Regions from separate parts of the Homo sapiens genome. Here region 2 is linked to region 1. The links are chromatin loops, found by intact Hi-C in ENCODE. Cell type or tissue: right lobe of liver. All regions are shown on one strand. Each heading gives the region's core, and the rest is flanking DNA. Links, peaks and the distances in the headings are about the cores only. Region 1 holds the start of C3orf20 (chromosome 3 open reading frame 20). Region 2 overlaps FGD5 (FYVE, RhoGEF and PH domain containing 5).

The links. Peaks named below come from ENCODE experiments on the same cell type or tissue, not always from the same donor. Only the 100,000 strongest peaks of a DNase experiment are listed, where the experiment ranks them.
Region 2: a loop joins it to region 1, with 3 times the contacts of the local background. A loop is called at or near these places in 98 of 110 quality-filtered maps.

What each region holds. Positions count from the first base shown.
Region 1 is chr3:14,669,225-14,677,554 of GRCh38, reverse strand. It overlaps CCDC174 (coiled-coil domain containing 174), which reads right to left. Exons shown (of 11, transcript NM_016474.5): 10 at 7,469-7,621; 11 at 4,900-6,659. The coding sequence ends at 6,361. It overlaps C3orf20 (chromosome 3 open reading frame 20), which reads right to left and starts at 2,414. Exons shown (of 17, transcript NM_032137.5): 1 at 2,303-2,414. RefSeq lists enhancers at 3,853-3,902, 5,228-5,437, 5,372-6,571. In right lobe of liver, for the core only: a CTCF peak has its summit at 3,627 (motif pointing left); a DNase peak (open chromatin) is centred at 3,618.
Region 2 is chr3:14,911,936-14,920,265 of GRCh38, reverse strand. It overlaps FGD5 (FYVE, RhoGEF and PH domain containing 5), which reads right to left. Exons shown (of 20, transcript NM_152536.4): 12 at 2,934-3,017; 13 at 1,433-1,512. Among named protein-coding and RNA genes, the nearest start is that of NR2C2, 31 kb to the left of the region's middle. RefSeq lists enhancers at 4,676-5,497, 5,498-6,320. In right lobe of liver, for the core only: a CTCF peak has its summit at 4,232; no DNase peak of the experiment used is centred there.

The sequences.
Region 1 (8,330 bases), core at 211-8,210:
CACTCCAGCCTGGGCAACAGGAACGAAACTCCCGTCTAAAAAAACAAAAACAAAAACAAAAAAAAGGATGTCCAGTCCTAGGAGCACCTGGAAGGGTATAAAAAGGCACAGACCCAGCAAACTGCCAGGGGTACATGATGGTGCAAAAGCAGGACAGGGAGGAAAAGGGAAGACGTTCTGAATGAGCTTCAGGAAAATCAAGGGTACCCGGCCAGAAGGCAGCTGAGGGGAAATAAGCATAGATTTAAAAGCAGAGAGAGGGCATACCTCCACCCCTTTACTGGCACTGATTCAGAACACATTTTTTGGTCAAAGTATACACAGCTGTATACTTAAGAAGACAATCAAACTAAGCCTCCTCAGGTTATCTGGTCACGGTGTTCTCTGCTATTTTCTCTAGTTTCTGGCTCTCTGATTTTAATCAGAAATACTTCTGATAAGGGCAGCGAGTCCAGATGTCAGCGCGTGACTGCAATTTGTGAGCAGGCATGGCTTTAGGCTAGGACAGGTCTGAGAATCAGCCCTCACTAGATGCATAAAAGAAATGGAGGTGGACCTAGGAAAATTAATAGATGCTGTTCTCTGTACTGTTAAGCATATAAAACAGCATTCTGGACAGATGCTTGGCAGAGAAAAGGAAAGAAGGGCTCTGCTAGAGAGAAGTGGATCTTAAGGTGAGCAGAGTTGGGGCCACTGCACATAAGATTGAGCTTAACTTCATGAGAAGCCAAGGTTTAATGTGACACTGGAATCTCATGGTAGCCATCCTAGAGTGGATTCTCAAGGAGATTCACTGTGGTATCAAAGGGCCCTTACTGTGATGGGTCTCCTGACAAGACCCATGAAGAAACATAAAATTGACCATCTCTTTGACCCAGTTTTCCTGCTTATGAAAGTGGCACCCCAGGGGACAGTTTCAAAATGGGGGGGAGGAGTGTCAGGGAAGTTATCTGTATAAAGATCGATGTTTGTTAAACCATACTAAAAGATGCTTATAGCCACTTCATTCCCTATAGTGAAATAATGATGTACATTAAGCTGATGAACTATTAGGCAACAATTAAAAATAACTAGGAAGCTCGGTTTTAGAAATGTTAAAGAAAGAAGAACCAAATGGTGTGTATACACTGATTACACATTCCATGGAAACCTGTGCAGATCATAAGTTGGACACAGAGATACAAAGCCTTTTCTTTTTAAGGAAAAGGTGATTATTTTTGGAAAAGCAATAAAACCTGGGTTCCCAGCAAAGACAGTGGCACAGTTACCAGACTCACTTGCAACCTGGGAGACCTGGGCTGGGAGCAAGGTCCACTCTTGTATTTTTTGATTTTCAAAAACCGTGAACAACTATGGCTGTGCATGGAGAGGCTGGTGTGGGGTGGGGTGCGGGGAGGTGCTCTGTTCAACCGCAGGGAATAATGACCAAAAAAAAAAAGGCGGGGGGGAGGGGGAAGGAATGCAGTACACCCCACAGAAAATGCTTAAAACCTGGCCAAACTGTTACTAAGCATGTGAGCTTTCAGACTTAGGGAGAATGTGGCAATTAGAAATGTAGTGGAGGGCCGGGTGCAGTGGCTCACACCCGTCATCCCAGCACTTTGGGAGGATGAGGCAGATAGATCATCTGAGGTCAGGAGCTCGAGACCAGCCTGGCCAACATGGGTGAAACCCCATTTCTACTAAAAATACAAAAATTAGCTGGACGTGGTGGTGCATGCCTGTAATCCCAGCTACTCGGGAGGCTGAGGCAGGAGAATCACTTGAACCCGGGGAGTGGAGGTTGCAGTGAGCCACTGCACTCCAGCCTAGGCAGCAGAGCGGGACTCCATCTCCAAAAATAAATAAATAAATAAATAAATAACAAAAACAAAAGAAATACAGTGGAGAAAGAAGCTGTTTCAATTGAGGGTGGAACAGATGCAATATTTCTGGCCACTCCTACCACTGGACAAACACACACTTACTATGAGTGACTATATAGATGCAGCCTGGGATTTACTAAGAAACACCATAACAGAACATCGATAGGCCAGGTGACAGCTTTTCACTACAACACCTTACTTCCTTTGAACATTTGGATTTTCTAGTTTTCCTAGACAATGACCTACACCCATCATATCATTCCTGGCCTCTCGCCCCCAGTACACACACTTTAAACATGAAGATAATGTCCACAGCCCACCGGGGCAAAACACCTCACTCAGCCAGCTAACAGGGGCAGGCAGGATGACTGCAGTAGTTTCATCTACTCTCATTTTTTCAGTGGGTCAATGAATTCCTTTCAGTGATCATCACTCACCTTAGCCATGTAGTTTTTTATAGGAACTGCTTGCCGAATAACCGACTTAGTTCAATTTACTGACTTAAAAGGACACAGTATGGCATGGGCTACTCCAGGTTGTGTTAACTGTAAAGACCAGTACCCATCCCCGTTCCAAATTCTAAACTCTACTACCTCATCTGCATGTCACAACAAGGTCAGCTGAAAACCTCCCTGTGGGCTGCACTTGAGCTTTCACAGGGAATAAACGACATCACAAGTCTGGCAAATGTATGGCTAAACGCAGCAGGAATCTCATGTATATGGATCTGAATGTTCTTTGGGAATTCTGCAGCAAATAAAATGATTTATTGAGCCAATTCAAACGAACTCTATCAAAACACACAAAGGCCTAGAGGAGAGATTACAATGAACGTAAATAATTCAAGGCAATTTTTGATCTAAAGCATTTTGCTTAGCTCTACAAAGGCATGAATGAGGTGTGGTCACGTTTTTGTATAGGAGGTTTTGCCACTACTTGCTCCCAAGTTAAACATGGCCACAGAGTATTGTGAATGTTTAATGTATGCCTGGGAAAAATTTATTGGCCAATACTTTAGTTACTAATGGGAGGATTATGTATAGTCGGACCATAAAGCGTGTAAAAGCAGATCACTTAGAGCCGCTCTGTCCAGGACAGCAGCACTAGATGCATGGGCCCTTTGAGCACCTGAAATAAGGTTAGCATGACTAAGGAACTGGGTTTTATTTTTTCAAACTTGATGTTCAATTCAGTTACTGAAAAACTTTACTATGTTTAACTATCTTTGGAACAACTTGGATATGAATTTGTGTTTTTCAACTGCATATTTTACAAAATCTAAATACAGATCAAGTATTCCTGATGAAACGTTAGCATCCAAATTATGCTATAACCAGATACACAGTGAGTTTTGAATTCTTAGTGTGAAGAATAATTTTAGATCTCACTAATAATTTGCATATATTGAGTACATATTGAAATATTTTGGATATGCTGAGTTAAATAAAATATGTTATAATTTCACTTTTTAAATATGGTTGCTAGAAAATTGAAAATGACACTCTGGGCTTATTTTTTTTTTTTTAATTTTGAGACGGAGTTTCACTCGTTGCCCAGGCTGAAGTGCAATGGCGCAATCTCAGCTCACGGCAACCTCCACCTCCCAGGCTCCAGCGATTCTCCTGCCTCAGCCTCCCAAGTAGCTGGGATTACAGGCATGCGCCACAGATTTATTTTTTATTTCTGTTGGAGTGTGCTGTTTTAAGAGTATGGAGCTGACATTTAAGAATTCTAATGCCATCTGCTGGATACACTGGTACAAGACAGGCCCGTGTCACAGTAAGACTGTGATGGTGTGTCAATACTCAAAGAACTGGATCTGAAACAGAAAAGGGCTCACAAAACACTGAACTAAATTATACTGTTAAGAGGGGATTATAAATAGGTTTATTTAGTTTTTGAAATCCCAGAGAAAATGTGACTCACAGTTATCTTCAGATAACAGTGACCATGAGCCAACGAGCATAACTGCTTCGCCGTCCACCCGGGTGCTGCAGGCATGGATGTGGTCACCTGGGATGGACCCTTTGTGATGCTGGCTCCCACACCTACAGCTCTTCCTGCTGCCTGCCTTGTCTCTGTCTCCCTTCTCCTTTCTACTCCACAGTCAGCCTCAAGTCCTTCTGCTCTGGGTTACACACACATCCTCTTTCCATCTTTCTTTGTCTATTCATTGTTTTTTTTTTTTTTTTTGAGACACAGCCTTGCTCTTGTTGCCCAGGCTAGAGTGCAGTGGCGCGATCTTGGCTTACTGCAAGCTCCGCCTCCTGGGTTCATGCCATTCTCCTGCCTCAGCCTCCTGAGTAGCTGGGACCACAGGCACCTGCCACCACGCCTGGCTAATTTTTTGTATTTTTAGTAGAGACAGGGTTTCACCGTGTTAGCCAGGATGGTCTCGATCTCCTGACCTCGTGATCCGCCCGCCTTGGCCTCCCAAAGTGCTGGGATTACAGGCGTGAGCCACCGTGCCCAGCTGTTTTCTTTCTACCCTTTCTTTTTTCTATTTTTCCTATGATTCTAGCATGTCTAATAATTCTATTTTTCTTTTTAGTATTCCAATTTTTCTTTTTGTCTCCTCCCTCTTTATCCTACAAGCTGTTTCAGTAGGTTTTGTAGTTTTAGCTCTTACATTTAGGTCTTTGATTCATCGTGAGTTGATTTTTTGTATGTGGTGTGAGGCAGAAGTCCAAACCCATTCTTTTGCATGGAATATTCACTTGTCCCAGAACCATTTGTTGAAAAGACTGCTCTTTCCCCACTGGATGGTCCTGGCACCACTGTCAAAAATCAATTGACCACGGATATATGTTTTATTTCTGGACTCTCGCCTCTATTCCACTGATCTATGTGTCTATTCTTATGCCACTACCACACTGTGTAGATTATCGTAGCTTTGTGGTCAATCTTGAAATCAGGAAGTGTGAGTCCTCTTTGTTTTTTCTCTAGATTGTTTTGACTATTCTGGGTTCCTTGCATTTCCATGTGAATTTTAAGATTAGCTTGTCAATTTCTGCAAAAAAGGCAGCTGGGTTAGTTGGTTTTTATGTGTATTTATTAAAAAAAGCAATTACCCGATTAGGCTGACAGAATGATTAGGCTGACCATTAAAAGGACTGGCAACTTTATCCTCAGAGTTTAGAGGTAAGTTTGTAAGAATTCAGGATGTTTGTCTAAGATTGCTTGATACTAGGGCAACAAGACTGAGAGCAGAGGGCACTAAAAAGACTGTCTAGGGGTTAGACATCAATTGTGTTTAAGTCTGAGATCTGCCCCTTAGGTACCATATGACCCTGCACAAGTCATCGACCCCTCCACACTCCAGTGTGTCATCTGTAATGAGGATGGGGCACTCCCTTCCACACTGCAGCACTGCGGGAACCGAGACAATGCCATCGCAGAGGACCTGCAGGGGACAGGCTACTTCACTCACTCCTCTCCTTCCCACTCTTCAGAGAACAAGGACTTGTGCTACTGTATTCTCACAGCACTCACTGGCCTGGGAACCAGCTGTGGGAGCCCTATGGGCCTGGTCATCAACTCTCAACTGCTTGTGTGCAGCTGTAGGAACCCTCTGAGGTGTGGCAGGTAGAGGATGGGGTGGGTGCCCAGGCACACTGCTGACTTTCTGGAGCCCTGCCCACCCCCAACCCTCTCCTTATTACTAATGACACGGGAACCCACCTGCTCCACTGTGCAGCCCCAAGTCTGATCCAAGTCAGGCTCCTGAATGTGAGGAAGCCGAGCATGGGGGCGACAGGGAGGTGGGATGCACTGAAAAGCTCTAACCATTGCCGCTAAGGCACATCAGTCTCTGACCAGGTCCAGCAGCCTCCACGTACGTCCCAGTCCTTCAACACACATTTACTGAATGCCCACTGCACACAGGAGTGTAGGTAATAGCATGGTATGACAGTAAAATTAAGTAAACAACTCCCACTTCTACCTTTCTGGACTACGAAGAGCTCCTCCTGGTCTTCCTTATCATTTCCTATGTGATTACTTCCGGGTCCTCTTGGAGAACAGAGCATTTTGCCTCCCATGCAGTTTTCCACTGCTTGACAGGGAGAAATTCCTCGTGACCTATGGTCCATCGGCTGATCTGGAAGCTGAACCCTTGGAATAAAGACACCTGCATGCTCGGATTTGCAAAAGGAATGGAAAAGAACCCTTAAATATGAGTAAGTCGTGGGAGTAGATATGAAACAGGGTTATAAGCACATCTCAGTGTCTAATTTTACAGAATAAATACTTCTATTCTATCGCAGCTCACATGTAAATCCAGGTAGGTATGTCCCTATCCCACTTAGAATAAAATGAACAGCCAAGTGGCCAAAGTTTCCATAACTTTCCTCCTTGCTGACAAATCCAACCCGAAGTCTGTGCCTCCTAGGGAAAGGACAGGACAAAGGTACAATTCAGTTCCTAAAGTTATTTCTCCCTCTGGGAGAGAAAGGCACTGTCAAAGTACAAACCCAAGTCAGCGTGCTTTGAAAGATCATGTCACTTGTTTGTAATAGGAAATCATGTCATCCAGAGTTTTGAAAGTAACTGTGGGGGCTTGTGGTGGGTTGTCGGGGGCAGGAGTGGGTGACGTATGTTCAGGGCTAGGTCCGTGGCTCTGGTCAGGGCACTGCCCTGGGTCACTCTGTGCTGGCCCAGGTCTGCTCCATGCCTGGCTGCTGGAAAAACCAGTTCTCTTCTGACCCACAAAGTAATCTGACGGCGGGGCAAACTCAGGATCTCTCTCAGCCCGGAGATCTGACTGCCTCTTCGACCAGTATCCAAAGGAAAATTCTGGTAAAAATAAGAAAGAAAGTTATTAGAACTGATTAACGAATCAGTTGAATTTATTGTTACTATTATCTAATTGTATCATATATTTCTTAAAAGCCACCACAAATTATCCAAAGAATAAGAATGGCAACAGCAAAACTATATTACAAGGTATAAGTAATACCTACAACGAGTATAAAAGACCAGGCTAAGAAAAGGGAGTGACTATCTCTAGATGGGGAAATACAGAAAAAGAGAAATACAGACAAATTATCTGCTTGACATGACATTGTAGGTATTTCATACCAAAATACAAATTTTGTCCGTTATTGAGTTTTGGAAGACACAAAAGGGAACTGTCCAACCTTGTCTGGTATTTCATCTCTATTTCTAACAGTGGCTCTTGCATTTCTCTTACTTTAGCTTTGGATCTTATCAGCTCAGACAGCATGGGCTAATGTTCTACTGAAATGATCTTTTTCAAAGAGGCATAAACCATAGTCTTCCAGAGAGGCTGCTGTGGACACTCTGGAGAATTTACAGAAAAAATGTCCAGGGAAATTCCCCAATGGAACCATGTGTGAATCCAGGTTAGTACACTGGCATGTAGACCATTTTCAACTGAACATAAAAGAGGCTGCTAAAAACAGAGCATATGAGAACACCAAACTTTCATAATACTTTAAAGGCAGGTCCTGAGAAATGGCATTCCAAAGCTGTAAAACCACACAAGGCAGCACGAAGTTAAAACTTACCCCAAGTGCTTCTAGAAAAAAAACCATTTTCCATTCACTGGAGAGTTCTTACACCTCAGAGCCCACCTCCCTTACCTTTTCCGCGGTCCCACTCCCGGATGTGTGGCACTCCAGGCTTGGTGTCCTTCCTCTCCTGGACAATGACTTCTACTTTGCTACTCTGGGCAGCAGGACGTGGGGTTGGCACAGCCTCTGGCTCCGGTGGCAAAGGCCCAATAACATCTCCATCTATTTTTTGTAAAAGAATAAGACACTGTTATAAAAAAGCCTAAAGCTATTTTTAAAAATACAGAACATGCTAATCCTGAAAGTAAAAGTAACCATCAGTATTTATGAAGTACCTAACATGTCCCAGGCAGTGGATTAAGTCTTTTGTATACAACAGGTCATTTAATTCTTGTAACAATCCTAATAAATTCAATACTTCCATATTATCCCCATTTTATAGAGGGGGAAAATTAAGCTCAGAAATGGTACACAGGTAGAAAGTGATACGGGCTGGAGTCCTGGGCTGGGCTGGATGGATTTTAGTCTCTGTGCCCCTCACTATGCCACTCTGCTTCTCCAAACTGGCAATTGCAGGACCAGAAATCCCCAAATCACTCAACTAACATCACAATCTCAGGCGAAGCAAGCAGAGCCAAGGGGATGAACAGCTGGGGTCTGGTGTAGGCTGTTCAATTTTGGTCACATTTTTAAAATGTAAAAGAAAAATGGATTTTTAAAAAACACTGTGGTGGCGCTTCACATTTTCTGGACATGACAGATGTTCAGGAGATGGAGCAAAATTTGAGAAACAATCTGCACAGCTTAACATGTTATAGAGCGAGCATTTATCTGAAACTAAACAGATGGTTTTCAAATTCCTAAATGTTTCTGGTCTGTTTTGTTCAGACATTAGGAAATGGCCCATGGCTTCACATAAGCTTTGTGAGAG
Region 2 (8,330 bases), core at 12-8,011, 240 kb before region 1:
GATAGGCACTGCTGCCATCCCATCTCATGTGCTTGCTGAGAGTAGACACCCAAGCCCCAGAAGCCTTGCTGACCCCTGCCATGCACGTCCCTGGCTGAAGAGCTACTCTTGGCTGGAGGCATACCTCCCTGGTTTCCAAGCCCCCGAGAGCTTGAGCTTACCTTGCCCTGAAAGAAGGAAAAGGGGATGCTCTTTAAGGTCATGGTCTGAAGCCAGAGATGAGGATCCCAGGCAACCCGAGGGCCTGGAGAAAATGCAGACCTTTCTGATAGAAATGCCATGCCCCACTGTGGTCTAAATGTTTGTGTCCCCCCAAATTCAAATGCAGAAATCCTCTTCCCAAAGGTGCTGGTGTTGGGAGGCAGGGCCTTTGGGAGGTGATGAGGCCATGGGTGTGGAGCCCTCACGAATGAGATTAGTGCCCTTATACAAGAGGCCCCAGAGAGACCCTTGCTCCTCCCACCACATGAGGTGGCATTGTCTATGTGAGAAGGCACCGTCTTTGAACCAGGAAGCAGAACCTCACCAGACACCGAATCAGTCAGTGCCTTGACCTTGGACTTCCTGACCTGCAGCCTGTGGGAAATTTCTGTTGTTTATAAGTCACTCAGTTTATGGTATTTTTGTTTTTGTTTTTGTTTTTGTTTTGAGACGGAGTCTTGCTCTGTAGCCCAGGCTGGAGTGCAGTGGTGCAATCTCGGCTCACTGCAAGCTCCACCTCCCCGGTTCACGCCATTCTCCTGCCTCAGCCTCCCGAGTAGCTGCGACTACAGGTGCCTGCCACCACGCCCGGCTAATTTTTTGTATTTTTAGTAGAGACGGGGTTTCACTGTGTTAGCCAGGATGGCCTCGATCTTGTGACCTTGTGATCCATCCGCCTCGGCCTCCCAAAGGGCTGGGATTACAGGCGTGAGCCACCGCGCCCGGCCTGGTATTTTTGTTATAGTGGCCTGAATGGACTAAGACACCACACAGACAGGGCAACATAAGTGATGAACGCTCACTTATTATTTTTTTTCTCTCATCTTCTAGACAGGAACGCAAAAAGGCAGGCCACTTTATGAACAGCAGCACACAATACATTTTTTACTGGCCTTAACTTTTCGTGTTGCTGTAGAGACCCAATCATCCATAAAGAGCTCCACAAACATGAGACATTGCTATTGCCATATTTAAGCCATGGGCTCTAGAAACCCCTGAAGTTATATATAAAATTTTATGAGTGTGTACATTTTTTGGGGGGAGAAAAGTTTTTATCAAATTCCCCAAAAGGTTAAGAAACACTGAAAAGAAAAAAAGTCCTTTGACCCAGAAGGATACTTTGACCCAGAAGGATACCAAAATAAAAACAGCACATCCTTATCTGTTGTTCTGAACCTTCCCATGCTCACACCTCTGCCTTGTGCGCCATCCTCCCTCCACCTGCCCGTACCTCGCAGACAGCATCAGGCAGGACTCGGAAGTCTCAATCTTTAGAGCGTAGGGCACTTTCTCCATCACAGGGCGGCTGACCTGGAAAACCAACAGCAGCCTCCTTCAGGGTGGGGCAGGGAGGGGCAAGTGTAGACCGGCTTCTCCTGGCAGCAGATGAACAGAGGGACCATGTCCACCTACTGCCGTTCTCTAGCCTCAGGGCATACCTTTCTGTGATGGTAGGTGCTGTGGAAGGTGCCTGGCTGCCAGCTCCATCATTCTTGGCCACTCACCCACCGCTGGGAAGGCTGCAGAGCGTCATGCTCAGGGCCCAGCCCGGGCAACCCCAGGTGCACTGTCATGTTGGACAAGTACCTGCCAGTGACCACGTCTCCCATGCCTTTTTCTAACAGGCTCCTCGGTGGAGCCTTTGGTTCCAAAAGGGAACAAACCTCCATGCTGAGAAAGGTGCTTCCTCCTTCCCCTTCCCCATGGTAAAGAGCCTACAGGATCAAGAGAGATTGCACAGTGCCTCTCTCAGCTCTCCTGGCCATCCCTGCCTCTGCCCTTGACAATGACAACCGCCTGCGGCTCCACTGTCCCACCTCAGTGTTGCCCTCTCTAACTTCAGCCTCCTGTTGCACCAGAATTAACTTCCTAAAACCTCCTGCTCCTCAAAGTCCCCAACAGCTCCCAAGTGTTCCCATCTTCAGGACCAAGTTACACGGAGCTAAGCCCCACACATATGCCCATATTCACAGCAGTATTACTCACAACAGCCTAAAGGTGGAAGCCACCAGTGTCCATCGGCAGAGGATTGAATAAACACCATGTGGTCTATCCACACAATGGAAGGAAAATTCTGACCCATACTACAGATGACAGGGATCAACCTTGAGGACACTGTGCTAAGTGAAACAAGGATCAATACTGTGTGACTCCTCATTCGAGGTACCCATAGTAGTCAAATTCATGGACATAGAAAGTAGAATGGTAGGTGCCAGGGGCTGAGAAGGAGGGGAATGGAGAGTTGGTTTTTAATGTGGGCAGAGTTTCAGTCTGGGGAGAGGAAAGAGTTCTGAGATGGATGGTGGTGCTGGATACACAGCAATGTAAATGTGCTTAGTGCCACAGAACTGTACATTTAAAAATGGTTACTTTTAAAATGATATGTGTATTTTATCACAATTAAAAAAATTACCAACCACCTGCTTGTTCCCCCAACCCAGGCCCTTCCTTATGCATTTTCCTCCTCATAGGATGCCCCTCCTTCCCTTCCTTCCTGATCCGACCAAATATTATCCACTCTAAGGGTTCAGTCTCCTCTTCCAAGAAGCCCTCCATCCCCCTCCCCTTTCCCTGGGCAACTTACAGCACAAACTTGCTGTAGCCCAACACTGTTTCCGCAGGGCCTCCCTCTTCCAGCTGGTCTGGGTGCTCCTGGGAGCAGGATGCTGTCCCCTTCTCCCCTGGGGTCTCCCTGTCCCCCAACCCGGGGGTACCTGGCACCAGATATTTACCTTCATGTTGGCCACAGCCAATGTGTTCTTCAGCCGGTACTTCCCATCCTTCTGGGGATAGGTGTACAGGAGCACATCGTTCATCTGGAGAGAGGGAAACCCTATGAGAGGACCCTGGCCCCAGAAGGCTGCGCCAGGCTTCTGTCCTCAAAGGATCCCTGAGCTCCGCTGTGCACAGGCATCTTGTATTCCTCAGTAACCCCCACAGGTGAGCAAAAACGTTGCGGCCAAAATGTGAGCCCCTTCCTTGCCACTCTACTCCTGGTTCGATGCTTGAGAGGAATAAATGCATATGCCCTCAAGAAGTCGTGTGAGTATGTTCATAGTGGCTTTATTTGTAACAGCCAGAAAGTAGGGACAATTCCAATGTCTATCTGCAGGTGAATGGATAAACAAACTGGTCTATCCATATACCACAGAATACCTTATAGCAGCCAGAAGGAACATGCCACCAATACACACCACCACGTGGATGCATCTCAAAATCATGCTGAGTGAAGAAGCGAGGCACAAAAGAGTATATGCTGTTTGATGACATTTCTGTGACACTCCAGAATAGGCAGAACTAATCTAAATAGGGACAAAAGTCAGGCCAGTGGTTGATGGGGGCCCCCAGGGTTGGGAGAAATGAACTCCAAACGGGCACAGAGGAACTTTCTGGAGGTTGGAAATGTTCCACATCTCGACCCAGGTGGTGGTTACACTGTGATATACACTTGTCAGTACCAACTAACACATATGCTTAAGGTTGATGCATTTCACTATAAAAATAAAGCTCGATAAAGTATAGCTAAGGAAGGGTTGGGAGACACCCTGAGGACAGGGAAGTGGTGGGCCCTGCTTGCTGCTGTACTTCCAGGTCCCTTCACAGAGTAGGTGCTCAATTAATATTTGTTGAATGAACAACTAAAGCTCTCCCCACAGCAGGGCAGACAGAAAGACATGTAATGAAAGTCACTTTATCTCCTTAGGAGAGAGTATTTCTGGTTAGCTAAACGGTTTCAGGTGTGAGAAGATGACATCACGCTCAGGGTTGTAAATCCTGACCATATTATGGACCAGCGTTGAGACTATGACCAAGCCCTTTCCTCAGCTGAGTCTCAGCTTCCTCTGGGAAATGGGAGACACCACCACCATTACTTTATCGTGGACACAGAGAGAATGCCCTCTCTATATGTGACCAACATTAACCTGGGGTGAGCCCTTTTCACATGGGGCCAAATGAACCAGAATAAGCCCACTAAACATGGAGCCAACATGAACCAGGGGAGTCCTCTACACATGACACCAACATCAACCAGGGGGAGCCCTATGCACATGGCAACATCAACCAGGGCAAGCCCTCTCCACATGGCAATAACATGAACCAGGGTGAGCCCTGTACAAATGATGCCAACATCAGCCAGGGTGAACCCTGTACACATGGTGCCAACATGAACCAGGGTGAGCCCTGTACAAATGACGCCAACATCAGCCAGGGTGAACCCTGTACACATGGTGCCAACATGAACCAGGGTGAGCCCTGTCCACCTGGGAACATGAACCAGGGTGAGCCCTGTCCACCTGGGAACATGAACCAGGGAGAGCCCTGTGCACATGGCACCAATGTGAACCAAAGTGAGCCCTGTACACACGATGCCAACATGAACTAGGGTGAGCTCTGTACACAAAATGCCAACATGAACTAGGGTGAGCCCCGGACATATGGCGCCAACATCAACCAGGATGAGCCCTAAACACATGGTGCCAACATGAACCAGAGAGAGCCCTCTACACATGGTGCCAACATGAACCAAAGTGAACGCTCTACACATAGTGTCAACATAAACCAGAGTGAGCCCTGGACACATGGCACCAGTGTGAACCAAGGCAAGTCCTCTACACATGATGCTGACATGAACCAAGGAGAGCCACGCAGGCATGGAGGAAAACATAAAGTAGGGATGTGTAAGGATGGAACAAGACACTGCATGTGAAAAGTCAGAATGAATACTTCTTTTCCCTGGATAGACAGAGCCTGCTGAGGGAACAGAATGAGTTTTCCCACAGCTAGCTCTTCTCAGGACTCCAAGGTTCCAGCCATGGCAATGCAGGAGACTTGGCCCACCAATGACCCCCTCCATGGGACCTCAGGAACCCCTCCCTCTCTCCGGGCCTTGCTGTGTCCCAGTAGAGTTGGAGTAGGTGGGGGTTGGGGCACTGTCCTGTAGGGGCCAGGTATGGAATGCTTCAGGCCTCCGCCTCCAGCCCTCAACTCTGCTGCTGTGCAAAGCAGCCACAGACAACCCATGATGGAATGCATGTGGCTGTGTTCCCACAGAACTTTATCAACAAAAATCGGTGTCTGGCTGGCTTTGGCCTGCAGCTCTAGTTTGTGAAGCCCTGTTCTTGCCCTGCCTTCTAAGAGTGACAGGCACTACAGTGCATTGACACCGATTCTGCACCAGGCGCTGGACCAAAACCCTGACTTCACTCCCACAGTCCTAACGTGCACTCCCACAGTCCTAACGCACAGGCACCATGATCATCATCCTCATTGCCAAGAGGGAGAAACTGAGGCCCAGAGAGGCCAGAGGCCATGCCTGAGGTCACAGCTAGCAGGTAGTGGAGCCAGGGGTATGGCTTGATGAGTGTCCCTCCAGTGTGCTCGGGAGGGAATGTCAGGGCTGCTCTCACAGTGAACCTGTGCACAGGTTCATGAACCTTGCCCATGAACCCTCCCAGACCCAGGGAACTGACCTATGTCACTAGGGAGAGCAGCCCCAGCCTCTCTGTGATGGCCCCTCAAGTTCCTGCTGCCATGGCAACTGCCATGAGCACCCCGAGGTCTCCTTCGCCTTTCGGGACCAGGCTACGTCCTAATTTGCCCATGGCTCTCCTGCCTGCTTCAAAGTATATGCTTTACAGCCCCAGCTTGGAGGAAGGAGGAAGAGCCCATCATGAATGGGTAGGGGGGCTTCCCACTGTAAGAAGCCACCAGGGGGCAGCCCCACCTGCAGCTCAAGGACGTCGCTGCCTGGTAGACACTTTCCGCAGTCTAACAACACTGCTGGGCGTGGGCGCCCAGATGCCCCAACTCTGTTCTGCAGTTCAGATTATTTTCTGAAACTGGCACCTTTGAGGAAGAAAAATTCTTCCTAAGTGTGTTTGTTCACCATGGCACTCCCTGGCTTGAGCACCTGTCGGGCCGCCCTCCTCCCATGTATCCCTCCATTAGAGAGTTATCAACACTGCTCAGTGGAAGGGCTGCGCTGAGCCAGAGGAAGAAGAGGACCCAGCTTCAGACTGTGGGGCTGATGGCCTAATCACAGCAGGGTAATCAGAGGGATGCAGGCCTATCCCTGAGGGAAGGAGATGTTCTGATAAAGGGCCATGCCAGACGGGGGGAGTGTGGGGAAGAAGAGAAGCAGGGCTAGAGGAGGAGGAGGGAGAGGGGAAACGGGGGTGGTGGCTAGGCTTCCATAGAAGGTGCTATCTGAGCTTGGCTTGAAGGGGAGGAGCTGGCACCCTTCTCAAAGAGCTTCAGGTGTGTGAGGGCCAGTGAGCCAAGACCAGGGACAGATGAAGTGGAGGACGAGGTGAGGACAGATTGGGGAAAGCCAGGCTGTTGTGTCTGTTCCTGGCATTCAAGGTCCCTGGGAGAGGTGCAGAGATCAGAGGGGCATGGCCAGAGGAGGTGGCCAGATGCAAATGGCTGAGGGGCCAAGACAGAGCTCTGCCCTGTGCCATCTGCCGCCTCACTGCTTCCCTTGTTTTAAAGATCAGGGAGCTGAGGCTCGGGGAGGTAATGGGATGTGCTCATGGGTCTCACACCAGTAGCTGTCAGAGCTGGGGTCTGCATCTGGGGTCTGCATCTGGTCTGTCTGCCTCCCCATTGCCATCCGGTATGGCCTCCCTTTTGCGTCCTGAAGAGGGGGAATTCACGGGGACCCAACTCCCTGCAGGGCTGTGCTGGGGCAGGGAGCTGATGAGATCTATAGCTCTAGATAGAGAGGGAGGACCTGTGTCCCATGGAACAACTGTCAGCGGGAAGGGAGAAACTGTTACAACTACTATCAGATAAGCGGCTTCTACCTGCCAGGCATGTAATTAAATGCCAGGAATTTAATTCTCAAAACCACCCAGTCTTTCCACTTTCCTGGGGGGAGACTTGAGGCTCGCACATGTCTGTGAGTTGTCTAAGGGTCACAGAAGTAGTAAGTGTACCATGGAGCAGGATCTAACCAGCTCTGTCTGGCTCATTACCTGCCCCTACATTTGGGGATTTCTCTCAATGGAGAGAATTTTTTTTTTTTTTGAGATGGAATCTCACTCTGTCGCCCAGGCTGGAGTGTAATGGCGCAATCTGAGCTCACTGCAACCCCCACCTCCTGGGTTCAAGCAATTCTCCTGCCTCTGCCTCCTGAGTAGCTAGGACTACAGGGACACGCCACCATGCCTGGCTCATTTTTTGTATTTTTAGTAGAGATGGGGTTTCACCATGTTCACCAGGCTGGTCTTGAACTCCAGACCTTGTGACCCGCCTGCCTCGGCCTCCCAAAGTGCTGCAATTACAGGCAAGAGCCACCGTGCCTGGCCAAGAATTTCTAAAATTTAGACTTGTCTAACATGGAATAAAAAATGTCTTCCACTATTGGACTCCAAGACCCACAGCAGGGCAAAGGCCATGTCTACACACCAGCACAGTTCCTGGCATGCAGAGGAGATGGATAATAAGCTGCAGAATGAATGAATGTTACAGCAGGCAGTGAGCTCCCCAACACTGGAGGTGTGTAAGCAGAGGTTAAAAAAAACGACCTAGAGAAAAGGACTCAGGCATCTGTGGGGGCTTTGAAACCCTTCTGAGAACCCAAATCTAAACCACGCACTGCTTGGCTCTCAGATCTCTCTCAAAATCCCCCCTGGGGTCCACTCTCCTCTTGCCTGCAGCTAAATCTCGCCCACTGCAGAACCGACCAGCCAGAGTGAGGGGTTCTCATGGGAGGAAAGAAATAGCTCTTAGGAGGGAGGGAAGGGAGGGAGACTCTGGACTTGGGTCACCTAGTGCCTCATGCAGAGCCTGAGGCCACCAGCCATCGGGGCCCAGCACACCCTGCCAGCACTGCAGGCTCCACACTTCTGCCCAGGCTCAGGATTTCTCCACCAGCACCACCAGCTCTCTCTGGAATTCAGTCCTCAAGTGGCCCCTCTACGGGTAGGGCCTATTTGGGGCATGGGGAAGACCCCACTCACGAGCAGAAGGGTCTGGCTGCAGACAAAGACTTCTTGAGGCTCACAGAACTCCTCCAACACACCACACTCCTCATGCCTCTATCCTCTGCTTAGGCCCTTACCTCTCCTGAAATGCCCTTCCTTGGTGCACCTGCCAAACTCCCATCCTTCCTCCAGGGCTGAACT